Linked DNA regions of Homo sapiens: region 2 is linked to region 1. A link is a loop called in an ENCODE intact Hi-C map of the cell type or tissue named here. Cell type or tissue: ovary. All regions are shown on one strand. Links, peaks and the distances in the headings refer to the core of each region. The heading gives the core; the rest is flanking DNA. Region 1 has its middle 44 kb from the start of CCDC32. Region 2 holds the start of CHST14 (carbohydrate sulfotransferase 14).

What was found. A loop is a pair of places that touch in the nucleus more often than their neighbours do. Peaks named below come from ENCODE experiments on the same cell type or tissue, not always from the same donor. Only the 100,000 strongest peaks of a DNase experiment are listed, where the experiment ranks them.
Region 2: it touches region 1 in a loop (2.0-fold over the local background); 19 of 110 quality-filtered maps call a loop at or near these places.

The regions. Positions count from the first base shown.
Region 1 is chr15:40,512,749-40,528,614 of GRCh38, reverse strand. It overlaps a transcript of CCDC32 not described here. Among named protein-coding and RNA genes, the nearest start is that of CCDC32, 44 kb to the left of the region's middle. RefSeq lists enhancers at 8,367-8,476, 8,531-8,825. In ovary, for the core only: a CTCF peak has its summit at 8,691 (motif pointing left); a DNase peak (open chromatin) is centred at 8,684.
Region 2 is chr15:40,463,479-40,475,259 of GRCh38, reverse strand. CHST14 (carbohydrate sulfotransferase 14) reads right to left here and starts at 4,276. Exons shown (of 1, transcript NM_130468.4): 1 at 2,102-4,276. The coding sequence starts at 4,046. The coding sequence ends at 2,916. BAHD1 (bromo adjacent homology domain containing 1) reads right to left here. Exons shown (of 7, transcript NM_014952.5): 4 at 11,240-11,399; 5 at 10,713-10,789; 6 at 9,825-9,925; 7 at 7,024-9,319. The coding sequence ends at 9,130. RefSeq lists enhancers at 2,509-3,412, 4,695-4,804, 10,549-11,048, 11,049-11,550 and silencers at 3,865-4,114, 4,165-4,404. In ovary, for the core only: no CTCF peak of the experiment used is centred there; DNase peaks (open chromatin) are centred at 3,439, 4,309 and 4,569; H3K4me3 peaks cover 1,823 bases; H3K27ac peaks cover 2,580 bases.

The DNA.
Region 1 (15,866 bases), core at 5,943-10,942:
AGACCTGGTGTCTTCCCCTCCCTGGATTTGAGGGCCCTGGACTCTTTGCAGCCTCTACCTCATGCCCAACCAGGACAAGCCTTGAGCACAGGCAAAACAGATTCCACAGTCTGCATCCCATGGCAAAGAATTTCATGTCATTCCCTCCTCCACTCCTCCCTTGGTCTGGCCTTGCCTTGAGACCCAGTCCTGGCTCCACGCAAGCTCCAGGGTTAATGATGGCCTTGCCTCTGCTACTCTTCCCTTCACTCTCAGACTCCCCCACCCCCTGGGCTGTTACTTCTTAACTTTTTGATTTAGAGAAGTTAGTCTCTCTGGGCCTGTTTCCTCATCTGAAAAAATGAGATAATGACATTTACCTTAGAGGGTGGTGGTGAGGGAGAAAGAAGACCAAGTGTGTGAACGTACATGACTGACCGTGCAAGTGTTAGCCAAATCCGAATCTTCCCCATGAGAGCGGCCAGAGCTTCGCCTCTCTCAGTTTACACTTTAGAAGTGCCCTGTGCTGAAGGTTGTAAACTGCTCAGTCAGTATCGACCGCTGAGGCTGATTTCTGTTGAAAAGATTATTGCCCATTTTTATCTATCAAATTGACAAAATTACTGAAGATAGGCCACAGGGAGTAGGGGAAAGGGCCTTCTTGTACACTAGTAGTAGCGGAATGAATGGGTACAATCTTGATACCTGGTATCTTAGTCTGTTTTCTGTTGCTTATAACAGAATATCTAAAACTGAGCAATTTATAAAGAAAAGAAGTGTATTTCTTACTCTTATGGAGGCTGAGAAGTCCAAGGTCAAGGGGCTGTATCTGGTGAGAGCCTTCTTGCTGGTGGGAACTCTCTTCAGCGTCCCAAGGCAGAGCACAGCACCACATGGTGAGGGGGCTGAACGTGCTAATGTGCTAGCTCAGGTCTCTCTTCCTCTTCTTATAAAGCCACCAGCTCCCCTCCCACAGTAACCCATTAATCCACGAATTTATGAATGAAAGAACCCATCTGTGAGAAAGCAGAGCCCTCATTATCCAATCACCTCTTAAAGACCCCACTTCCCAATACTGCCACACTGGGAATTAAGTTTCAACAAGAGTTTTGGAGGGTACAAATATTCAAACCATAGCACCTATGTACAACAATTAAGAACATTCGGTGGGGTGCGGTGGCTCTCGCCTGTAATCCCAGCACCTTGGGAGGCCGAGGCAGGTGGATCGCTTGAGATCAGGAGTTCGAGATCAGCCTGGGCAACATGGTGAAACCCTATCTCTACTAAAAATACAAAAATTAGATAGGCATGGTGGCCCACATCTGTAGTCCCAGCTACTCGGAAGGCTGAGGCAGGAGAAATGCTTGAACCCGGGAGGCAGAGGTTGCAGTGAGCTGAGATCGTGCCACTGCACTCTAGCCTAGGTGACAGAGTGAGACAGTGTTACAAAAAAAAAAAGCAGTTCGAGACCAGCCTAGGCAACACAGTGAAAGCCTGTCTCTACTAAAAATACAAAAATCGGCCCAGCATGGTGGCCTGCACCTATAATCCCAGCTACTTGGAAGGCTGAGACGGGAGGATCATTTGAACCTGGGAGGCAGAGGTTGCAGTGAGCTGAGATCACATAACTGTACTCCTGTATCGGTGTACTGCTGCTCTGGCAAGACCCTGTCTCAAAAAAGAAAGTAAAATAAAAAATTCAGTATATTTACTTTATTATTATTATTTTTATGAGTCAGAGTCTCGCTTTATCACCCAGGCTGGAGTGCAGTGACGCTCACTGCAACCTCCACCTCCCAGGTTCAAGCGATTCTCCTGCCTCAGCATCCTGAGAAGCCAAGACTACAGGCACATGCCACCATGCCCAGCTAATTTTTGTATCTTTAGTAGAGATGGGTTTTTGCCATGTTAGCCAGGCTGGTCTTGAACTCCTGACCTTAGGTGATCTGCCCGCCTCGGCCTCCGAAAATGCTGGGATTACAGGTGTGAGCCACTGCGCCCAGCCAGCACATTTGTTCTAATTAAGCAGTTTCCCTTATAGGAGTCTATTAGAAATATTTACAAATGTGTACAAGGTCATATGACAAAGGCATTCACTGCAGCATTACTTGTAATGGAAAAGTATATGGAGACAATCTGAATGTCTAAAATTAGTTAAATTCTGGAGTTGTGAAACTGCCTTGCTATGGACTACCATGTGACTGTCAATAATAATGATGGAGATCATTATGTACTGATGTGGAAAGATTTTATGCTTTTAAGAAAAAACAGCAAGTTACAGTATTATTTTCAGTTATATAAAACAGTACCTGGCATACAGTAGCTAATCAATAAATATTTATTGAGCTGAAAGAGCATGAGCCCAGCCTGTTAAAAACAAATGACCCCCCAACACACACTTACAAACAAGCCCACATATTTTCATGAAAAAAAATGTTCTGGAAGGACAGTAACCACTGTCAATTGTGTTTATCCCTAGTGCATGAGCAGCTTTAACTTTCTCTGGCTCTGGTCTACACAGCCCACATTGTGTGAGGTGAGGCCGCAGTGGGCCCACACAGGCACCAGGCAGTTCACAGGTGTTGTTGCAGAGGTCTTTCGTCTGCACTCTCAGTGGGAAAGAACAGTAAAGCCCAACCACCCCAGCCACCATCCACGGTGACTTGCAGGTCATGGAGAGAAAAAAAAAAAAGGCCAAGGACAAAGATATGTAATTATTGACACTATTTTATTTATACCTAAGGAGAGACACCAAAGTATGAGCATCCAAGGGCCAGGGCATTGGGTGGACCAGACATTATGGGTGGGTGGCTTCTAAGGCTTGGAGAACCCAGGCCAGAGGCCACCCAGTATTCCCTGAGCACCTGTGGCTGAATCCTGAATGTCCTGGGTCTCTGCACTCAAAGCTTAAGGGAGAAACAAGGGGTGTCAGGCAGGGTCAGCTCTGAGGAGCAGGCGAGGTCCCAGTGGCCTGCCAGGGTGAGGTCAAAGGAGCTGAGGTCTGGGTAAGAGGACACTTCAGGTCAGTTACAGTGGCCTGAGAAGGACTGGTAGGCCTCCCTGAGGTCTTGGAAATAAGTCTAAAAGAGTGTGGCTTTAGAATATTTAGAAGGACTTTTTCAGAATTTAGGAGACATAACATAGTTTGGGGAGACTTTAGAGGAAGAGTGCTCAGCCATACATGGTGGCTCATGCCTGTAATCCCACCACTTTGGGAGGCTGAGGCGGGCGGATTACCTAAGGTCAGGAGTTTGAGACTAGCCTGGCCAACATAGTGAAACCCTGTCTCTACTAAAAATACAAAAATTGGCCGGGCGCAGTGGCTCACGCCTGTAATCCCACCAATTTGGGAGTCGAAGGTAAGTGGATCACGAGGTCAGGAGTTCGAGACCAGCCCGGCCAAGATGGTAAAACCCCATCTCAACTAAAAATACAACAAAATTAGCCAAGCACAGTGGCAGGCGCCTGTAATCCGAGCTACTCTGGAGGCTGAGGCAGAATTGCTTGAACCCGGGTGGCAGAGGTTGCGGTGAGTTGAGATTGTGCCACTGCACTCCAGCCTGGGCGACAGAGTGAGACTCCATCTCAAAAAAAAAAAAGAACAGCTTGGCTGGGCATGGTGACTCATGCCTGTAATCCCAGCACTTTGGGAAGCTGAGTGAGGGGAATGCTTGAGCCCCAGGAGTTGGGAGACCAGCCTGGGCAACATAGCGAGACTCTGCCTCTACAAAAAATTAAAAAATTAGCTGGGCATAGTGGCATAGGCCTGTAATCATAGCTACACAGGAGGCTGAGGCAGGAGGATTGCTTGACCCCAGGAGGTCGAGGCTGTAGAAAACCTGAGCAACAGAACAAGACCCAGTCTCCAAAAAAAAAAAAAAAAAAAAAAAAAAAAAGAAAGAAAAAGAACAGCTTGATGAATTTTTCCAAAGGTATACACACATGTAACCACCACCCCAATGAAGACAGAGCCTTTCCATCATTCCAGAAAGTTCTCTCATGCCTCTTTGCAGCCAATTGCCCCAACCCCCATAAGCCCCAGGCAACCACTGATCTGCTGTCCCTATAGCTTAGTTTTGTCCATTCTAGAATTTTACATAAATCCAGTTATACAGTACATACTCTTTTGTGTCTGGCTTCTTTCACTCAACATAATATTTTTAAGATTATGCATGTTGTGGCTGGGCGCGGTGGCTCAGGCCTGTAATCCCAGCACTTTGGGGAGGCCGAGGTGGGCGGATCACGAGGTCAGGAGATCGAGATCATCCTGGCTAACACGGTGAAACCCCGTCTCTACTAAAAATACAAAAAATTAGCTGGGCGTGGTGGCGGGTGCCTATAGTCCCAGCTACTCGGGAGGCTGAGGCAGGAGAATGGCGTCAACCTGGGAGGCTGGAGCTTGCAGAGCCGAGATCGCGCCATCGCACTCCAGCCTGGGCGACAGAGCCAGACTCCCGTCTCAAAAAAAAAAAAAAAAAAAAAAAAAAAAGATTATGCATGTTGTGTGTATCAATAATTTGTTCTTCTTTTAAATTACTGACTTGTCTTTAATTGTTCTGGATATACCACAATTTACTTATCCATTCTCCCGTCAACTGATATTTGTGTCCAGTTTTTGGCTACTGTGAATAAAACAGCTATGAACATTCATGTACAGCTGTTCTGTGAATATACATTTTCTTTTATCTTGGGTAAATACCACAAAATGGAACTACTGTTATGTCTGTTAGTTTTATTTTTAAAAACTGCCAATATGTTTTCTAAAGTGGTTGTCCCATTTAACACTCCCACCAGCAATGAATGAGAGTTCTAATTGTTCCATGTGTTCATCAGGACTTGGTAGTATCAGTCTTTAATTTTAGCCATTCTGGTGGGTGTGTATTTCACTGTGGCTTTAATTTGCATTTCTCAGTTGGCTATTGATATTGAGCATATTTTCATTTGTTTATTGACCCTTTTTATATCCTATTTAATAAACTATCTTTTACCTATTTACTTTTATAATTCAAAAAATTTGTTCAACACAATTTTACTGAAGTAGTTGAGGTAATTATGGTTATTTCCTTTTTACAGGTAAGGAAAATAAATCCAGAGAGACTTATCCACCTTTTCCTTTTTTTTTTTTTTTTTTGAGATGGAGTTTCGCTCTTGTTGCCCAGGCTAGAGTGCAATGGCGGGATTTTGGCTCACCACAACCTCCGCCTCCCAGGTTCAGGCAATTCTCCTGCCTCAGCCTCCTGAGTAGCTAGGATTACAGGCATGCGCCACTATGCCTGGCTAATTTTGTATTTTTAGTGGAGACGGGGTTTCTCCATGTTGGTCAGCCTGGTCTTGAACTTCTGACCTCAGGTGATCCACCCACCTCAGCCTCCCAAAGTGCTGGGATTACAGGCATGAGCCACCGCGCCCAGCGCTTATCCACCTTTTCTTGTAACAGATAACCAGCAGCTGGCCAGGTACAGTGGCTCACTCTTGTAATCCCAGCACTTTGGGAGGCTGAGGTGGGTGGATCACTTAGTAGAGATGAGGTTTCACTATGTTGGCCAGGCTAGTCTCAAACTCCTGACCTTAGGTAAGTTCAGGAGTTGAAGACCAGCCTGACTAACATGGCGAAAACACACTCTCTACTAAAAATACAAAAATTAGCCAGGCGTGGTGGCATACTCCTATAATCCCCACTACTCGGGAGGTTGAGGCGGGAGAATCGCTTGAACCCTGGAGACCGAAGTTGCAGTGAGTGAGACTGCGCCACTGCCCTTCAGTCTGGGCAACAAGAGCGAAATAGTTTCAAAAAAAAAAAAAAAAAAGAAAGGAAAACCAGAAACCTGTGGCAGCACCTCTGAGTTATGCTGAGCAACTGTCCGTACTGCAAAGGTAGGGACTGTCCTCCTCAGGCTTTGCTGAGTGACATCTACATGCTTAATGGGCTTTACTCAAGTTACCCAAGTGTTTGAGAATAAACTAGAACCATCTGATATTTAAGCTCCCTGCCCAGTAACATTTAAAAAGCAGATGTACACCTAAATTAAAGGAAAGACGTTCTATGTTCATTGATCAGAAGACTTAACATGGTTAAGATGCCAGTTTTCCCCAAAATGATCTACAGATTCATTGCAATCTACAGCAAAATCACAGCTGGATTTTTTGGTAGAAATTGACAAGCTGATTCTAAAATTCATATAGAAATTCCAGGAATCCAGAATAGCCAAAACAGTCTTGAAAAAGAAGAACAAAGTTGGAGGGCTCACACTTCCTAATTTCAAAACTTCCTATAAAACCGTGGTAATCAAGACAGTGTGGTACTGCCATAAGGATAGACATAAAGCAATAGAATAGAATTGTGAGTCCAGAAGTATACCCTTTCATTTATGATTAATTGATTTTCAACAAGAGTGTCAAGACAATTGAATGGAGAAAAAAATAGTATTTTTAACAAATGGTGTTGGGACAACTGGATATACAACTGCAAAGGAATGAAATTGGACCCCTATCTGACACCCTACATGCCACATATTTCTTTTTTTCTCTTTTTTTAAATAATCTGCATTACTTTGGAGAAACCATATATTTCTTAGAAGAAATATAGGAAGAAAATATAGGAATAATATTTGTGACCTTGGTATGGGCCAAAGCACAAGTGACAAAAGAAAAAAATAGATAAACTGGACTTTATCACAATTATAAATTTTGGTGCTTCAAAGAACACCAATAGGAAGGTGAAAAGACAATTCACAGAATGGCATAAAATATCTGCAAATCAGATATCTGATAAGGGACTGCTGTCTAGAATTTATGAAGAACTTTAACAACTCAATCATAAAATGACAAATAACCCAATTAAACAATGGGCAAAGGATCTGAATAGACATAGCTCCAAAGAAGATACAGAAATGGCCACTAGCCATCATGGAAAGGCAAATCAAAACTACAATGAGATACCACTTAACACTCATTAGGATGGCTATTATCAAAAAGATAGACAATAACAAGAGTCTGCGAGGATGTAGAGAAACTGGAACCCTCATACATTGTTAGTGGGAACGTACAGTGGTGCATCCACTTTGGAAAACAGTCATATGATGCAGCAATTTCACTCCTAGGTATATCCCACACAAAAACGTGTATATGAATATTCATAGCAGCATTATTCATAGTAGCCCAAAGTGGAAATAACCCAAATATCCATCCATTGATGGATGGATAAATAAAATTCCATACAATGGAATATTATTTGGCACTACAAAGGAATGAAGTACTGATACATGCTACAACGTGGATGAACCTTGAAAACGTTATGCCAAGTGAGAAAAGTGTCACAAAAGACACGCGTTGTATAATCCCATCTATATGCAATGTCTAGAATATGCAAATATATAGGGGAAATGAGGAGTGACTGCTAATGGATATAGGGTTTCTTTTTCGGGGGTGATGAAAATACAGTTGACTCTTGAACAACACAGGTTTGAACTGCACTGGTCCACTGATAGACAAAGTTTCTTCTGACTGTGCCACCCCAAGACAGCAAGACCAACCCGTTTTCCTCCTCCTCCTCAGCCTACTCGACGCGAAGATGACAAGGATGAAGATCTTTATGATGATCCACTTCCACTTAATGAATAGTAAACATAGTTTTTTCTTTCTTATGAGTTTCCTGATAGCATTCCTTTTCTCTAGCTTACTTTATTGTAAGAGTATAATACATATAGCAGACAAAATATGCGTTAATCAACTGTTTATGTTATCACTAAGGCTTCAGGTAAACAGAAGGCTATTAGTAGTTAAGCTCTGGGGGAGTCAAAAGTTATACATGGATTTTTAGCTGCAGGGAGGCTGGCACCCCTAACCTCCACGTTGTTCAAGATTCAATTATATTCTAAAATTTATTCTGGTGATGTTGCAGAATTCTGTGAATATACTAAAAAATACTGAATTTTACACTTTAAACAATTTCATGAATTATGAAAAAGATTGTGCAAATGTCCACTTTTATAAACCATTGAAAATTTTCTTAATTGGAAAATGATTTTATAAATAAAGTTGCATTATTGCTTTGTAGACGAAGTACTTTTATTATAAGCCTACAGAGCAGAATGCAAAATGATGCCATTTATGAATTCATGTCAGTAGTTATTTGCTGAAATTATATCAGTATAGTGCATTGATCCTGCTTCAAAGCAGGTGTAGAGAGGATTTCCAATATGATGAACAACGTGTGGACTGGAAAGCAGAAGAAAATATGCATAGAATTGGGTACAAAGTAAATGTATTTTCTTCAACATTGTGTTCTGTTCATATTGTTCTGAAATAAAAGAACAAGTTCTAAACATTAAAACAAATACACAACATCCAAGAAAAACGATACAATAAGCAAAACATGCAGAATACACACACACACACACACACACACACACACACACACACACACACACGCACACACAATCTGGCAGCTGGAGCCACATTCAGAGACAATGGTTGTTGGGGGAAGCCTCCCAGTTTCCTCCAAGGAAAGGACATTCTTGATTTGTCGTCTCCACTCCCCTGTCACCCTGGACTTAGGTGCAAAGATGGGCAGAGCAGCTGTGCACACCAAGTTGTCTCTTCTTTCAGGGGGTGCCCATGTGTGTTGGGGTAAAAGGGAAACTGGGGGAGGGGGCACTCTCACGGGTGTGGCCCAAGAGTGCTCAGCCCAAGGGCAGCCTCAGCGAACAGCACTGCCACCTTGCGGCTTGGGTTGGTCTCAGCTCTGATTAAGGGTCCAGGGACCCACAAGGGGGCTCCTTCATGTTCTTCAGAAGAAAATATTTGGCAATTCAGTAGCCTTCCTTCAAATATCATTTTTATGTTTTTTTCTTAATTTAAAAGTAATTCACATTCACTTTATAACATTTTTAAAGTAGATATAAGGAAAAATAAAATAATAAAAATTATCTGTAAATCCAACCTCCAGAGATAACCAAGATATTAGGCACTTGAGTGTATATTCTTCCAGTCTTTTTTCTGTTTTTTTTCTTTTTTTAACAAAAACAGGATTATACAGTACATACTGTTGTTTCATAAACTAAATATATTGTACGAGTATCTTTCCACTTGTTAAATACATTGTATGAGTATCTTTCACTTGTTGTTCTGCAATACCTTTTATTTTATTTTATTATTTGGAGACATGGTCTTGCTTTATTACCTAGGCTGGAGTGCAGTGGTGCAGTCTCTGGTCACTGCAGCCTTAGCCTTCTGGGCTCAAGCAATCGTCCCACCTCAGCCTCCTGAGTTAGCTGGGATTACAGACATGTACCACCACACCTGGTTAATTTTTGTATTTTTTGTAGAGACGGGGTTTCGCATGTTGCTCAGGCTGGTCTCAAACTCCTGGCCTCAAATGATCCACCCACCTCAGCCTCCCAAAATGCTGGGATTACAGGAATGAGCCACCACACCCGGCCCACAACATAATTTTTGATGGCTGTATTGTATTCCTTTCTTTGGGTGACTGGGCCATAGTTTATTTAACCAACTATTGTTGGAACACTTAAATTATACCCATTTTTTTTTCACTGAAGTAAATAATGCTGGGATGAACTTCCTTGTTGCTGAATCTTTACAGAAATCCACGGTTCTTTTCTTAGTTAAATTCCCAAGACAAAGTGGATATGAAGTTTGTAAGGTGTTTCATATAATACAGTATATTAGTTAAGACTTTCCAGAAAGGCTTAATTAGGAGGCTTTCTACCTTATTTATTTATTTTTAATTTTTTTGAGACGGGGTCTCACTTTGTGCAGTAGCGTGATCATAGCTCACTACAGCTTCAAATTCGTGGGCTCAAGTGATCCTCCTGCCTCAGCCTCCCACAGTGCTGGGAGTTTGAGGCTACAGTGAGCTATGATCGTGGCACTGCACTCCAGCCTGGTTGACAGACTGAGACGCTGTCTCTAAAAAAATTAAGATAAAATAAAATAAAAATTAAGGGCTTTCTCCTCATATGTTAGTGGAGATTAAACCAATAGAGAAAATTATAACGATTTAAAAAATACTATAAGTTCAGAAACATTTTATTCTTTTTCAAAATAATTTTTCTTTTTCTCCTCATGTTACTTTGTTTAAGATAAATTCAGAAACATTTTAAAGTGAGCTTTATTTATTTATTTATTTATTTTTTGAGACCAAGTCTCGCTCTGTTGCCCAGGCTGGAGTGCAATGGTGCAGTCTCGGCTCACTGCAACCTCCGCCTCCTGGGTTCAAGGGATTCTCCTGCCTCAGCCTCCTGAGTAGTGGGATTAATGGCGCCCACCACCATGACTGGCTAATTTTTCTGATTTTAATAGAGACGGGGTTTTACCATGTTGGTCAGGCTGGTATTAAACTCCTGACCTCGTGATCCACCCCGCCTCAGACTCCCAAACTGCTGGGATTACAGGTGTGAGGCCACTGCACTCTGCCGCTTTATTTTTATTAATCACAACTACACCTATATACTTCTCCTATTTTTTTATTTTTACGAATTTTAAAAACAGCAAATTTGAAGGAATAGTATTAACACCCCTCCACTCTCCACCAAGCTTCAACATTTTAGGCATTATACAACTTTGCTCTCTCTCTTTATAAATATATATATATATTTTGAGATGGAGTTTCTCTCTTGTTGCCCAGGCTGGAGTGCAATGGCGCAATCTCGGCTCACCACAACATCCGCCTCCTGGGTTCAAATGATTCTCCTGCCTCAGCCTCCCGAGGAGCTGGGATTTCAGGCATGCGCCACCACGCCCAGCTGATTTTGTATTTTTAGTGGAGACAGGGTTTCTCCATGTTGGTCAGACTGGTCTTGAACTCCCGACCTCAGGTGATCTGCCCACCTCGGCCTCTCAAAGTGCTGGGATTATAGGCATGAGCCACCATGCCCAGCCATGAATACTTTTTTGCTTAACCTTTTGAAAGTAAATTGCAAATGTTATGTCACTTCACCTCTGAATATATTTGCATGTATCTCCTAAAAGAGGGACATTCCCCTACATAACTACAAAATCATTATCATGCCTAAAAAGTTAACAATAATTCTCTAATATCATCTAATATTTAGTTTATATAACATTTTACCCAATTGTCCCTAATTATAGATTTTTAAAAATCAGATTCAATCCAAGCTTATGAATTGTTGTATCCTTTAAGCTGGAAGAGTCGCTTCTTTCTTTTTCTATAACATTGTCTTTTTGAAGACTCCAGGCCAGCTTTCTTACAGAATGTTCCACATTTTGGATTGAGTGAGTGTTTCTTCATGGTGTTGTTTAACTTGTTCCTCTGGCCCTCTCTGTTTTCTGTAAATTGGAAGGTTGGTGCAGAGAACCTGTATAAAATAATTCTACCGGCTGGGTGCGGTGGCTCACACCTGTTATCCCAGCACTTTGGGATGCCGAGGCGGGTGGATCACCTGGGGTCAGGAGTTCCAGACCAGTGTGGCCAACATGGTGAAACCCCGTCTCTACTAAAAATACAAAAAATTAGCCAGGCGTGGTGGCAGGCGCCTGTAATCCTAGCTACTCAGAAGGGGCAGGGGAATTGCTTGAACCTGGGAGGCGGAGGTTGCAGTGAGCCGAGATCGCACCACTGCACTCCAGCCTGGACAACAAGAGTGAAACTCTGTTTCAATTAAAAAAAAAAAAGAATTCTACCATAGTTGGTTGCATTATTGGTTCTGATTTATTCTATCCTTTCCTGTGAGGTGATTATACGTCCTCTCCTTTTGCTATGTGACTTGCGGCACTCCTTTTTAGGAGGAATACACTTCACTGTCCCATTAATGGCGGGCATGGTCACACGACTTGAGGTGGCCAATAAATGTAAGTGGAAATGACTATGCTTTTCCCTGCAGAAGGTTTAAGAACTATGGCAGACTTCTATCACTTTCCTTTTCCCTCTGCCATGAGGATTACATATTTCAAATAGAGGCTACATCTTCTGCCCAGATCCCAGAATGGAGAGGACAACACAGAGCAGAACCACCAATGACCACAGCCGACATAAAATGTGCATAAGAAATAAACCCTTCTTACTGTAAGCCACTAAGAGTTTTGGGTTATTTGTTACTACAGTGTAACTCAGAGAAAGCTAATTAAAATATAAACACATATGTCAGCAATATTATTTCTTTCATCACAGAAGAGCCTTGCTGTATCCATAGAGTTGAGAGCAGGTCTCCTTGTTACACTGTGGGTACACTAGATTCCAGAACCACTACCTACTGTGTCTCTGTATCAGCTCCTGCCTTCAAGCGGCTCAAGAAATGACTTTGGGGACCCAAGCCTGGGGCCAGTCTGTCCAGGATGACTAAAGAGGGAGTTAGATGGAGAAGGCAGGGTCTGGAGCAGTACCTGGCACATGCAGTACTCAAGGATTTGATAGATAAATGAGTAATTTGCTTGCATTCTTGTGCCAGGGTTTTTAAGAGTCAGTCCAAAATAAGGATTATGTTATGAATTTTTCAAAAAGCCTTTTTTCCTTTAAAAGACTTATTGGCCGGGTGGGGTGGCTCACGCCTGTAATCCTAACACTTTGGGAGGCTGAGGCAGGCAGATCACAAGGTCAGGAGTTCGAGACCAGTTTCGCCAACACAGTGAAACCCCATCACTACTAAAAGTACAAAAAATTAGTCAGGTGTGGTGGGGTGCACCTGTAATCCCAGCTACTTGGGAGGCTGAGGCAGGAGAATCGCATGAACCCAGGAAGCAGAGGTTGCAATGAGCCAAGATTACGCCATCGCACTCTAGCCCGGGCAACAGTGCGAGACTCCAACTCAAAAAAAAAAAAAAAAAAAAAAGACTCATTTAGGAAGACGTAAAATGAAGATTTTATTTCCTTTAAAAGACTTATTAATCCACTTAACAAATTATTTACTAATTACAAAGGGGAAAATGGTAATTTGACAGTGGAGAAATCTGGTGGCCACCCTTTTAACTAAGAGAGCAAAGTTAACATCTCTTAAATAGGACAAACCAATGTCATATGCCTTCTGATGTCATGCAATGAGAAAGGACGTATCATTTCTGTGGTATTTTGGCAAAAATGCATTACTTGAGTGTAACCATGAGCAAACATCAGACAAACTCCAACTGAGGGACCTTCTACTCAATAACAGGCCTGTACTTTTCATACACACAAATGTCAATGTCATGAAAGACAAAAGAAAGCCTGAGGAAACTGTCAACAGATTGAAGGAAACTGAAGAGACATGACAACCAAAAGCAACGTGTGATCCTAGAATGGATCCTGGGCCAGAGAAAGCAATGCCTAGAAGAGGAAAAAGAAAAGAAAAAGAGGAGGAAGAGGGTGTAGAGAAGGAGGAAGAAAAGGAGGGTGGGGAGGAGGAGAAGGGGAGAAGAGAGAGAAGTAGCAGCAGGGGGAGGGAGAGGGGACATTATTAGGATAATTGGCAAAATTTTAATCAATTATGTAGATTATAATATTATATCAATGATGTTAAGTTTCCTGGTTTTGGTGATAGTACATAAGTATTTCAGGGTAAAGAGGTGCAATGTCTATAATTTACTCTCAAATAATTCAGTAAAGAAATTTATATAAACAGGGAGTATTCTGTCTTGTGCACGTGTTCTCTTTCTCTGTGTGTATGAATGTAGAGAGACAGAATCATAAACCAAGGCTGTGCACAGTAGCTCATGCCTGTAATCCCTGCACTTTTGGAGGCCGAGGTGGTGGATCATTTGAGGTCAGGAGTTCCAGAACAGCTTGGCCAACATGGTGAAACCATGTTTCTACTCAAAATACAAAAATTAACTGGGTATGGTGGCATACACCTGTAATCTCAGCTACTTGGGAGGCTGAAGCAGGAGAATTGCTTGAACTCAGGAGAGAGAGGTTGCAGTGAGCCGAGATTGAGCCACTGCACTCCAGCCTGGGTGACAGAGTGAGACTCTGTCTTAAAAATTTTTTTTTTAAAAAAGAAACTCATAAACCTAATATAGCAAAACATTAGCAACTGGTGAATCTGGGTGAAGAGTATATAGGAGTTCATCGTACTATTGTAGCAAATTTTATGTGTGAAATTATTCTAAAACAAAAAGTTAAACAAATGGATATTCATCTAAAATGATGTCATTTCCATATTTTGGGAATTAGAAAGTCTTTATTTATGAACTGATGGGATAGTAGATGGTGGTTTTTTGTTTTGTTGGGTTTTTTGTTTTTTTTTTTGAGATGGAGTCTCGCTCTGTTGCCCAGGCTAGAGTGCAGTGGCAGGATCTCAGCTCACTGCAACCTCCGCCTCCCCAGTTCAAACGATTCTTGGTGCCTCAGCCTCCCAAGTAGCTGGGATTTCAGGCACACGCCTCCACACCCACCTAATTTTTGTATTTTTCGTAGAGACGGGGTTTCACCATGTTGCCCAGGCTGGTCTCAAATTCCTGACCTCAAGTGATCCGCCCACCTTGGCCTCCCAAAGTGCTGGGATTATAGGCATGAGCCACTGCACCCAGCCAATAGTAATTATTTTGAATGAACTTGCTTGGCAAAGTAAAAAGTTAGCCATCCCCTGTTGGCCCCTCCCCACGAAGTCTTTCATGGTGCAAGAAATCCTCAAATGTGGGAAGCAGTATTTTAGTGTGAATCCCCAACAGGATGGACTCCTGCTCTCATCCAGAATCCAGAGGCAGGACACAGCATGTCCTCAGTGATGGGCCAAGAACAACTCCGCAGAGGCCTCCTGGGGCAGGAGAGACGCATGAACACACACACCTTCTTGGGCACACATCCACAGCACACACCCTGAGAGCCCCTGGAAGGGGGAGCCCAGCCTCCCTTGGCATGTGATTGGCTGTCCAGCCTAAGATGTGGCGGATGCTCCAGAGCTGACCAGAGGCACAGAGATGACATCACTGTCTCTTTCTGGAAACAGCAATGACAGAGAAGACCACAGCGAGTGATAAAGGTAGGCTCTAATTAAGCCCTCAGCTGTGTAGGACTTGGGCCTTGATGGAAGGGGTAGGATTTAGTTAAGCCAGGGAAGAGGACGATGCTTTCCCCTTCTGGGAGTCCCTTACTATACTCAGTAGGTACTCAGAGAGTAACGATGTAGTCACTATCAATTTTAGGAAACAGGAGCAGCCAAGACTCTGAAGATCAAACCAGCCTTTGTTTCCTTTACCAATTCTTGGTGGTAATGTTTGGCTGACCCAATAGCATCCCTGGGTGTGCCGGGAGGAAGGATGAGGCTAAGCGCTGCTCCTCCTTCACCGTGAAGGCTAGTATAACTTCTGTTCCAGGAGGACCCAGGAGGATGCAGGACCTTTAATGGCAGGTGAGATTAAGAAATGGGGTTCCAGCTAGGCACGGTGGCTCACGCCTGTAATCCTAGCACTTTGGGGGACTGAGGTGGGCTGATTACTTGAGGCCAGGAGTTTGAGACCAGCCTATCCAACATGGTGAAACCTCGTCTCTACTAAAAATACAAAAAAATTTAGCTGGGCATGGTGGCACCCGCCTGTAATTCCAGCTACTTGGGAGGCTGAGGCATGAGAATTGCTTGAACCCAGCAGACAGAGGTTGCAGTGAGCCTAGATGGTACCACTGCACTCCAGCCTGGGTGTCAGAGCAAGACTGTCTCAAAAACAACAACAACAACAACAACAACAAAAACAAACACAGAAGAAAAAGAAAAAGAAATGGGATTCCAATTCCTTCAGCAGAAGCAGCAGGAACTGGAATTTGTTCTGTAGACTGTGGCAGGCCTGCTGGACAGAAGAGGGTCCTGCCAAGTCTCTGGACTCCACTGACCGGTTTGGGAGCACACATGAGGATGCAGGCTGGGATTGGGGCCTGGAGCAGGGCAGCAGCTGGAGTCTCAACATGCGGACACCAGCAGGACACACAAACTCCATCAGGCCAA
Region 2 (11,781 bases), core at 1,506-6,505, 49 kb after region 1:
AGCACTATCTGTCTCCCGGTCCTCCAGGGCAGGAACTGGTAAAAGTCAGCTGGGCTCAACTGGGTTCTTTGCAAATGAACGAAAGAACTGAGGAAGGAGAATGTTTGCAAATACCCCTGACTACAACCCCACCTACCCTTCCTCTAACTTCACCTTCCTATTCCTTCTTCTCTCTACCCCTACCTTCCATAAGCCTTCCTCCTTTCCTCCCTCCCATTTGGGAGGCAGACAGACCTGGGTTGGACACTTTGGGCAGGTTATTTATCCTCTCTGTGCCAGTTTCCATGTCTGTAAAACAGGATGACCCCACCGGCACGCGGCTGTTGTGAGGATTAAATGGGGTGAGTACAGCAGCCGGCCCCAGTGTTCTCCAGGTTCTCCGGTTCGTGCTGCAGGCCCCAGTTAGGGGGACTGATTAGCTGCTGTAGGTCTGGAGCCGCTTAAAGTCCCAGGCAAGGAGGAAAAAGAGGGTGCAGTAGGGGGGTCCTGAGGGGTCGGAAGCTCAGAGAAGGACTGACTCATTGGTAGAGGAAGTAAACCCAGAGGTCAAAGGGGCCCTGCCCAGAGGTAGCAGTGATACCCAGTGCTGGGCCAGACACAGTGTCCTGGCTTCTCCCTTGTCCCCACAGGCCTCTGAGGGGTCAGGTGTTGAACCAGCATCCAAAAGAACATCCACTGAGCCAGGTGTGGGGATGGGCCCTTTTATTCATTTTGTCTTCATTAATCCTCCCCTCTCCTAGCAATCTACATGAGATAGGTGTTTTTATTCCCACGACACATTGGAGAAAACAGAGGCTCTGAGAGATAGGCATCTGGTGAGGAATAGGGCTGGGACTTGATCGGTCTAGGTAAAGTCCCCAGAGCCAAGGGGACTCTGAAGAAGGACATCTGAGCCAGACAGGGGGTCAGGTAAGGCCTTCTGGAAGCAACATGGCCTGATGAGTCATAGTGGAGAGCCATAAGTGCCCATAGAAGCCCCCTATCCCAAATATGGGAAATAGTGTTAGTTTTCCTCTACAAAGTCCAATCAATAGCAAAGCTAGCGACAGGTAGCACCTGCAAGGGGGCCCTCCCTGCCTCCCTTCCTTGGGCCCCCCTCTTACCATAGCCTCAGGTCTCTATAAAGTACAGCAGTTCCCACTGGGGGTGTGTGAAATAGGGCTAACAGAGAAGGGCCAGCTCTGGCCTTGCAACTCTCCCTTGGGCCCAGCAACTCCTGATGGGCCTGGGATCCCTGGAGAGCAGTGGGGGCAATGGGCCATACTGAAGTCTGTCCTCTGCTGCTCCAACTGTATTCCTTCCACAACTTTCTCTGGACCTAAGTCAACAAGAGCCTGACCCTCACTCAACCTCCTTGCCTGCCTTCCTTGTAGTGCCAGAAAAAAATCTCCTTGCTCACACAAAAATTTTCTTTTTCATTTGAAAATGGTCCGGGGCCAGGCGTGGTAGCTCACGCCTGTAATCCTAGCACTTTGGAGGGGCCGAGGTGGGCAGATCACCTGAGGTTAGGAGTTCAAAACCAGCCTGGCCAACATGGTGAAACCCCATCTCTACTAAAAATACAAAAATTAGCCAGGTGTGGTGGTGCGTGCCTGTAATCATCCCAGCTACTTGGGAGGCTGAGGCAATCGCTAGAACCCAGGAGGTAGAGGTTGCAGTGAGCCAAGATGGTGCTACTGCACTGCAGCCTGGGTGACAGATCGAGACTTCATCTCAAAAAAAAAAAAAAAAAAAAGAAAGAAAGAAAATGCTCTGGGGGAACTTCTCATTCAACTCTTATTGAATAAGAGGAGGATCCCGTATCTCCTACCCACCTACTTTTTTAGGGAATAATACATGTAGGTATGCTCTGGACGTGAGGCCATTCCTAACTGGGCTTGCCCTTTGGTGACATCCCAGGATCTGAGTCTGTGATCTGGTATAGCCTATTAGAAAGCCCCCAAAGTCTCCATGGAATGGCAACGGCCCATTGGACCAGCCCAACCAAGTTATACCTTACTTTCTCTATCTACAGGCTGCCTCCCCTGACATGGGAAGACAGACATCGAGGAGATCTGCTGGGCCCACAGGAGCTCCAAGGGAAATCACAGAAATGCTCGCCTTATATATAAAACTGCTTTATTAAAAAGTCAGCTATTAGGAAAACAAAGCCCTTACAAGGGTTCTATCAAAAAGTACAAATTTTAAATAAATGCATCAGAAAAATGGCAGCCAGATATACCAGCCACAGTCACAACCTCAAAGGCCTTGTGGGGAAGGAAGGGAGAATTAGGGAGGAGGTTCCGAGAACTCAAGGAAGAGGCTGGGCACAGAGGGTCTTTGGGTGCCTGCAGAGCTGGGTCCTGGAGCTACCAGGCAAGAACCCTGCTTCCGTTTTCCTTTCCTTGGAAAAATGTAAAGAACTGGCAGGTGTAGGAAATTTTGAGACTGGAGCAGAAAGGCACAAAAGTCATTTATAAGGTATGATTGCTCACTCTAGTCCTGAGGCACATGGGGTGGATAAATGGGGGATCAGAGCCACAGGGTCCCTGGCTCTGGTCATGCTTGCCCCTGGCTGGTACCATCTCTGAGTTTGGCCACAGGTTAAATTAAGGTAGACCAAGTGGACTGCATAATCCTGGCAGCCCGGGGTCTGGAGCCAGTCTTTAGATCAGATGTGTTGCTTCATTGGCAAACTGGTGTCTGCCCCCCAAGAGATCCCCCCAATGAGGAGCAGCAGGTCTCCTGCCTAGCCCTGTCCTCTGAGTCACTGTGGGTGCCCACCCTGGACAAGGAACTTCTGAGGGCAGTCTCTGCCATCCAGGATCCTGAGAAGCCCCAAGCCCCAGAGCCAGAGTTTCTCCGAATGACAGGCAGAAGCACAGAAAGCTGGCGTTGAAACCAGTCCCCACCAGCTGCTGGCCCCACACCCATGGTCACTGCTGACACGCCTCCTTGGTGACATTAGGCAGTGGGTAGGCAAAGAGGGAGAAGTCCAGGATATACTTAGGCAGCACATCCTGCAGCAGGGCCCGGGGGGCACTGCACAAGTGGTAATGCAGGCTTTCGGGGCTGGCTGGCCGGTACCAGGCCTGGCGAGCTGGAAATCGGACGTGAGGTGGTGCCCGTACCCACTCCAGCACCTGATTTGCATCAGCCTCCAGCCTCTCATAGGAGCCCACAAAGTCATAGTGCACGGCACAAGGCTGGCACAGGTGGTACACGGGCATCCAATGCTCATTCATGCGCTCAGGGTCCTCATCCACCAGGTATCTCAGGAACTCGGGGAATGTGACATCGTCGCCTGCAGGGCTGGGCCCCGCTCCAGCCCTGTACCGCCTCACTATCTCAGCCCCATAGCGTTGCTGGTACTCTCGGATCTCGCCAAACTTGTTGCGGTAGGCAGAGAGGAGGCGTTCCAAGGGCTCCCGCACAAACAGGAACTTAAAGTAGTGCTGCAGGCGGTAGCGAATCTCCTCAGGCCGCAGGTCGGCCAGGAACACCAGGTCACTGCGGTGGTCCATCTTGAGGCGGACGTCCACGCTGTCCAGGACGCCTGCCAGCACCTTCATCACCCGCTTCCAGTTAGAGCAGGCCACCTTGGGGACGTAGCAGTAGAGGAAGCGGTAACGGTCACTTACGAGGATGTGGCGCAGCAGGGTGCGCCGCTGCCCCACCGGCAAGTCCCAGGGGTCCCGGGGCATGCCTGGCTGTCCGCACACCGCCCGCAGGGTCCTGTTCCGGACGTCCTGCCGCACTTGCAAGTCCGCGTCCCCAGCCCTGAGGGACAGGCCCCCAGGCTTGGGGGCTTTCCCGCGCCAGGCTGTGCCCTCGCGGCCGGGCGGGTGCAGGGGCAGGGGCTTCATCTCGGCCAGGATGCCCCGCTCGATCATGAGCAGCAGCCCGCTGGAGGCCACGATCACCGCAAACATCAGCATGGACGGCAGCAGCAGGGGCGGCCCACCCAGCCCCGCCCGGGCCCTGCCCAGAGGGGCCCGCCTCAGCGCCCGGCCCAGGGGCTCGGCGCCATTTGGGGCCGCCAGCGGGGTCAGCGGGCGGGGGAACATGGTGCTCAAGGGGTGGGGGCCTGCGCGGGCCCGGCCGATCCGAGGGCGGCCTGGAAGGCGGGCTCGGGCTGGGGGCGGGAGGAGGGTCTGGGACCGGGGGTAGTTGGGGAGGGGAGGGCAGGGGACAGCCCTGGCGCGTGTAGGGGTGGCCGGCTCCCGGGCTGCGGCGCCGAAGCGGGCGGCGGGCGGCGGGCGCGGCGAGGGACCCGGGCCGGATGTCCCGCCCGGCCGCTCTCCACCCCCGGCCTCGCAGTGACACAGGCGCGGGGGCGGGCCCACGCCGGGGGCGGGGAGAGGGGCGGGCGCCCCTGCGGGGCGCGGGCTTGGGAGGGCGCACGCGGACCCCTACCCGGAAGAGGGCGCCTGAGTCAGGGCCACCCCTGTCCTCTGGGCTTGGGGACAAAAGCTCCTGAGACCTCGAAGGCAGAAAAGACTCGAGGCTGCTCTCCTGCAGCGTGTGTCCTCAGGGAAGTGGACAAGGGGGATTCGCCACAAACTCAGGCCTGTCCTAGCCCTTCCTCCAGCAACGGGTCTGGAGGCAGGGAGGCGGGCAGCGCTCTCTCCGAGTCCAGACGTGCCGGAGGCTGGTCTTTCCAGCTGGAAGCGGAGCCCTCGGTGTGCTCCCCCTTGCCACCCTTAACTCCCTCCGTCCTGCAGGTCGTGGCCACTCCAGGAAGGAGAAGCAGAACTGTCAGACACTGACCAGTCTCCATGGTGACCCTTGTGTTTAGCAATACCTGGGGACTGACTACAGTGCTTGTCCACTGGGTAATGCTGAAATGTCTGGAAATGGAGTCTCCCCTCCTCTGCCTTCTCCTCATGAGGCAGTGGGATAACTGGGCACTCTGGGGAGGGTCTGACACATTGGTCCATCAGCTGCTGGTGTGGCCAACACACATTTGGAAGGGTGAGGAGCTGGGGGCACAAAACAGCAGGGAAACAGCACGTAGTCTCCTTGCCTGGAGCTAGATGTGTGCTCCATGGCACCAGGCTGGTCACTTGGGCGGACAGCAGACCCGAAGTGCTTTGGATGTCAGCAACCACCATTTCCCACTGGGAACCTGGCTCAGTAGCCAGACTTGGTCCAGCTATGTGCTTGCTGCCTGCAGAGAGCCAGCAAGCCTCTGAAGCAGCAGAGGAATATGATTAGAGCCCAAGTGTACTGAGGACAGCGCCCACTAAGTGTTTTATATTCATTATCTCCTTTAGTTGTTACAGCCACCCTGGCAGGGAGCTAGTGTGGACATTCCCTTTGTACAGCTGAAGTAACAGAGGCTCAGGGAAGATGTGACTCAGTATGGGTGGTTCTGAGTCTAAAACCTAAATTTCTAATCACGGCCCTTCAGAGATTAAAGGAGCATATCATGGAATGGCTAGAAGGGAGGAAGCAGCTGACTCGAGGGCGGACTGTACAGAGCAGGTGATGGAAAATAGAAGATACCAGTGGGAGAATGGAGCTACCAGTGATCAGATGAATTCAGAAGGGTGAGGGGACTTGAGGGATGAGGTGATACTAGAGGGCTCACTGATGACCCCACAATCCCAGCAACAGGAAAAGCACACAGATGAGCCAGGGGAAGGAACGGTAAAGCCTTGCAGCCTTCCAGCTCTCCAGGGCAGGCTCTCCACATCTGATTGCCCCAGTGCATCTGCAGGCTACCACCTGTCCATTTGCTGCACCAGAAGTTTGCGTGAAGGTTCTGCCTTGTCTACACTGCTCCTTGCTTCCAATAATCCTAAAGGTATACATTTCTGGTGATAGGATTTTCTATTAAAATCATATTTTCCAGTAAGTATGTCCTTTAAACCAGGAGAGGAAAAAAAGGCCTTAGACCTTTAAAAATCTTTTGATAATGTGGCCACATGTGCTCCCTTCTGTGTTACAGGGTAGTTTTCTGTGTTAGCAGTCAGGGTGAGGCAGGGGGAGTCCTTGGGCCTGGTACTTATCTCCATACCAATTTCTTGTCTGTAAGATAAGGACAAGCTACCACTCGCCTCAAGGGAGTCTTGTGGACACCACACTGAAGGCAGAGCTAGAAAAATCCATGGTGGTGTCTGTGCCACCAATAAATTCTGAAAAAATGTTCCTGCCCACATGCACCATGCCTTAGCAAAATGCAGAAGTGGAGGCGGGGCGGGGGGGTGCTGTGGCTCCCAGGAACCTCTATGGCCTTAGAGCTGCCCCACCTGGAACATGGTCAACACTGAGGCTTCCAGGCTGGGACCAGGGCTGGGCTGAAGCAGGGGTCAGCTGGCCGCAGACCCTTGGCCCCATGATGTGGCCTTCCTCAGCAAGCAAGAAGCACCAGCTGCAAGACACTGAGGCCCTAGGACAGTGCTGGCCAGTTACCCAAGGTGATGAGGAGGGATGCTTTTTTTTTCTTTTCTGAGACAGGATCTCACTCTGTCACCCAGGCTGCAGTGGTATGATCACGGCTCACTGCAGCCTCGTGCTCTTGGGATCAAGCAATCCTCCTACCTTAGCCTCCTGACTGAGACTATAGGCATGCACTGACATGCCGGGCTAATTTTTAAATTTTTCGAGAGACATGGTCTATGTTGCCTAGGCTGGTCTTAAACTCCTAGGCTCAAGTAACCCTCCTGCCTCTGCCTCCCAAAGCACTGGGATTACAGGCAGGAGCCACTGCATGAGGCCAGTGATAAGAAGGTATCTTTGCCATGTACCTACTTGGGGACCAATTTCCAGGTCACTGGTCAGGTGAGGGCTGGCAACTGAAGTATTTCACACAGACCTAAGCAGGCAGCTGTGGCCACCATGAAATCAAGAAGTCAACTCCAAGTTCCCAGTCCCTCTGTCTCCTTCCCTCACTCTCTTTTCCCTCTGCTTCCCTGCCCTCTTTGCTCATTGGCCTTGGTGAGCATCCATGCCACAGGGGTTAAGAGGGACCTCTGAAATAAGAATAGTGGGTCTCTCCACACCCACACACCAAAAGATGACAGGACACACAGGAAACGATCCTTTTCTAAATCAATACAATTTCTCAAATTTATTTTTTTCTTAAAGAAGTACTTCTAATCTCTGTCAAAAGGGAGGTGAGGAAAGGTCCTTCCTCCCTTGTAAACACTGAAATACAGATCTGGGAAACCAGGATCAACACACACAAAAAGTGCATTTTACAAAATATCAACTAAAATATATTTTACATGGATTATGCTTCCATTGAAATTCTACCAGCTGCATTTTCAGGTTCGAAAAAATATTTCCACATCTAAGAGATTTCAAAAGCATTTAAGTTCGGGGCAGCCAAGACCCTACCTCCTGGGAGGAGGGCCTTCATCTCCTTTCCTGCTAGGTGAGGCTGGGCTCCTTGGCAGCAAGGGCCCAGAATGAGCAGGCTCCAAGGCTGGCTCTGCAGAGCCCCCACTGCCACTCTGCCAACCTCATTTACTGCCCCATCCTCCCAGACAGACACCTTCCTCCAAACAGCTTATTCAATATAAGGAGATCCAAGTCCCTTCCCTTCAGGTTTGGGATCAGGCTTCCCAAGCATAAATTCACCTCTGAAGCCTCCAGGCCTCACCCAAACCCAATGACCAATCAGGAGCAACTCATCTACTAAGGGACAGGGCATGGCAAGTTGGGGGAGCCCTCAGGGTTCATTTCCACCTCCCTCTGCAGCCCCTGCCCAGCTGTCCTCACCCAGTGCCACCTCCTAAGCCTGCTGGGTTCATCTGCCCTTCCTCCCTAAGGGAAGACCCAGGGCTGCAGTTCTCAGCCCCAGCCCCTGCCCCCAGGGGTATGCCCTTGTGGAAGTGCTCAGCTAGCAGGTTCCCAGCACCAGGCCCAAGCCACACTGCACTCCACTCCCTCTCCCACCATACTCCTCTTTGGTACAGATAGGAAATAACCAGGCTGCTCCAGCCCCCTCACAGAGTCTCAGGGCCAGGGCCAAGGCCTAGTCTCCACAAGGACAACAGGGGACTGAGCCTGTTAGTCTACTCTGGGGAGCAGCATGAGGTGAGAACAGGGCCTCTGGGCAACAGGAACAAACTGAAAATGCAAGTCCTTAGCTCCTAGAGCAAGTGGCTGCAGCTCAGCAGGTCCGTGGACTGATACAGTGTTGATTCTTGCTAGGATGTAAATTAGTGCAATCTACAAAAGACTAGGGAAAGGGTGGCAGGGCAAGGGGAGCCACAGCACTCCTTTGGTTTGATTTCAGGTGGGTGTGGCTTGAAGAATCACGTGTGAAGTTCTGCAAGAGGTTTCCTGGAACCTCCATGTGTAAGGCAAGAGGAAAAATCTTCAACAAATCAGGTAGCAATTTTCCTTGCCCCCTGCCCCCAACCCTCTCCCAGCACCCATCTTCCCTCCCAGATATGACAAACCCCACAATCATCAGTTAACTTTCTGGGAAGCCAGACCCGCTGGGTGGCCGTCTCTGGGAGGTGGACAGGAGACTCCCACAAGTGGGCCACACCCATGACTGTGAGAGGTGGGTCAACTTGTCCCAGCACCAGTTGCTACTGCAGGGCAAAGGAGGAAAGCCAGAGAAAAGGCCTCAAGTCTAGGAAGAGGAAGTCAATGCTCTGGAAGCCAGACTCTGGCTCTCTATGCCTCAAAGGAACAAGCTCAGAGCTGTGCTGGGATCTAGGAAAGCCTGGTCCCAGGCTGAAGGGGAAGCGGCGGGTCACAGTGGGTGAGGTAAAGCTGGCCCCCACTCCCCCTTTGAGGGCAAGGGGGAGGCTACAGAAGGGCCTGTTGGGTCTGGTTCCTGAAAGACCTTGCCCCTCCTTCCCGCCCCCACCCTCCTAGGGCCCCATTTCCCTCAGGCTTGGCCCAGCCTCAGAGAAGACTACTTTTCGGAAATCTCCACCCAGGGGAACCACAGAAGGTACCTTGGGCCAAGCTGAGAGTTCTGATGCTTTTCTTATACCCTGGCCTCCCCAGCTCCCTCCCCTGGAGCCCAGAACCCACAGGGGCCCCTGCCCTCCCCCCCAAGAAAACCACAGGCCAGCAAACTTAGGCCTCTGTGGCCCCCTAACCAAGTGCTGTGCTTCAAGCAGTGCCCCCTACCCCGAGCCCCACTTGCCCATGGGTAGCCCCAGCATGGGCATGAGGAGGCTACTGGGGGTTCTTAAGGATGCGCCCGTGGCGGAAGTCATAGACATGGCGGCAAAGGAACACCAGCTCAGGGTCCGTGTCCTCTGGCACTGTGCGGTGGGGTGGGGTGGAATAGTCTGCAGAGGGGGGAACCAGTGCTGTCTTTCGGCTGGGGAGGCCTTCACCTCGGCGCTTGGCCATGGCACAGAACCTGTAGAGAGATACCATTCACTGTCTTTACTCCAGCCACTTTTGCAGGAAGACCAATTCCTTCCCTACCCTACCCTACCCGACCCAGAGAGCTAGGCTATCCTAGCTCCCCAAGGGGTGGTACTGTCTCCACCCATCCCAGGGATGATGTCTGCTCTGCCAACCACCAGGCTATCTTCTCTGTCACTGGAGAACCACACTTGCCAGGGCCTCTCTCCATTTGCCTGCCAATTCGCCTAAATTTTTTCCAAGAGCAGTAATGTTACCCCCCAACTCTGCTCCAACCATTCTACCTCAGTGTGGCAACACAATTTTTCTTCTTTCTTCCAAAAAATATCAGATGGTAGAGGCAAGCAATAGGGAAGTAAGTTCTGGGAGATTAGGCTCAGTGAGTAAGATCAGGTAGAGAGCAGAATGAGATCCTCTCGGGGAATTCCAAGCAGCCCCAAATATGCCTGGGGAGCCTGAGGGAAGAGGCCAGCCAGAGGGTGCAGGGAACCACCTACCTGCAGTACTCGGCAAAAGTCAGCACATAGCACTTCTCCTCAATGCAGGCCACACTGTTCTGGTCCTGATGTCGCGATGCAAACACTTCATTCTGCAAGGGCTCAAAGGGAGACAGGTGGAGGTTGTTACCAGGGCTGGAAAGCACCTCATTCCCAGAGCAAGGCAGACATTAACCCCTCTGCTGGGCCTGCTGACCTGAGATGACTCCAGCAAGCTTCCCTGGAAATTCAGCCTAAGTATGCCTCACCTACTGCCTCCAGGCATTCCTCCTGAGTCCCTTCTAGGTCCCCCCCTTCTCCAGAATAGCCAGGTATCTGCTCTAGCCCCTGATTGTCACTGACCTCCCAAACCCCAGCCCTGCCTAGCGTAGGAGAGGGGAAATGTTCTTCATCTTTCCAGTTAGATGGAAAGTCCCTGCAAGGGAAAGTGAAATAAAAGGTGAGCCCAGGGCACACACAGATGGCAGTCACCTCTTTTAGCACACAGCTTGGTGGAGAGCCTATGGGGTGTTAGGAGGAGTCTTTCCTCCCCTCCCCTCCCCTACTACAGAAAATACCAAAAGTGACCAGGTATGCAGCTCCACCTCACCTTTCCTGTTTCCAGGGGAACACATCCACTTGCTCCCATTGGCACCTGCTACCTCAAGGGTTCCCTTTCTGTTCCTCTTTTTAAGACAAAGGTTATTATTCCCTTTGAAACATGAATTGGGGCAGTGTTGGGAAAAGAGAATAAATCCTGGGCCCTTTCCCAGGTTCTCTGGAGTCCAAAGTGACAAGCGCAGGGATTTGACTACAGCCCATGGCTGCCCTCCCCCTACCACGTCTTAGTGCCATAACCTTTCCCTCTGTCTCTCCTGCCCTCCCTGACCCATCTGCCAGGCAGCTCACCTCGTGCATGCTGGGACTGCGGCCTCCCTGTAAGTGCTCAGGTCTGTAATACCACAGGAGGCTCATCATCAGCTCTCCTGGAAGGACAACACAGTGGTTATGGCTTGAACTGGCAACCTGAGTTACTTAGACAGGCAGAGAGGCTGGCTGGCTGCCCTGGAGGTTCATCCAACCTCAATCCTGCAGGCTCCGGCAACCCATGTCCCCTGCCCCAGGCCAAGCATTCAGAGGCCTGGAATGCTGTTAGGCATGGAGGGAGAAGGGGGAGAAGGCACTGACAGGTGAGGTGGGGGGACAGGTGCCCAGGCTCTGCTGGCTGGAAAGGTTAATGAGCTGATCCAACCCAAGCCACAAGGTCACCCACAGCCCTCGGCAGCAGAGAGACCCCAGCCGAGTGGAAGGCAGACTCTGTGCCAGGAACACGGGGAGACTCACGCCAGGTCAAACTCCAGGCAGGGGCCAATCTGGGGACTACAGTTCTGCTGAAGGCAGCTGCCCCTTGGGTCCCCAGCCAGAGGGAGAGGTACCTGACTCGGGGTTCTCCCAGAGGGCAGAGATCTTGGCCACATAAGGTGTGGAGGTCTTTCGTGGGCCTGATTTGAGAAGGACGGTGTCCCGGACTCGGATTGTCTCCCCATGCCGCTCTACCGCCTGGTAGCTCTTTCGGATGGCTGGCTCCGGCTCATCCTAGGCAACAAACCAATGACACAAATAGGCTTGCAGAGCCACACTCAGAGTAAGGACAGAGAGAGGGAATGACATCCTTTCCACGATTTCCTCAAGATAGTCAAACCACTACCTTGGTTTTGTCAAACCACTATCCTTTTTTGGATGGGGCTGGGGAATTCTCATGGTTGGAGAAAGGATGAGAAAAGGGAATAGGGGTGGAAAAGTGGCCTGAAGCTTCTGGGGCTGAGCTCTGACCACCATACCCGACAGCTGACTCTCACTCCAAGACCCCCAGTGCTGGGTAAGTGCTCATGCTTCCTAATGGAACAAGTCTCGGTCTGAACCCTTAAACCACTGTTATAAGGGGCACAGCCTTTGACAAATTATTTAAAGTATTGCT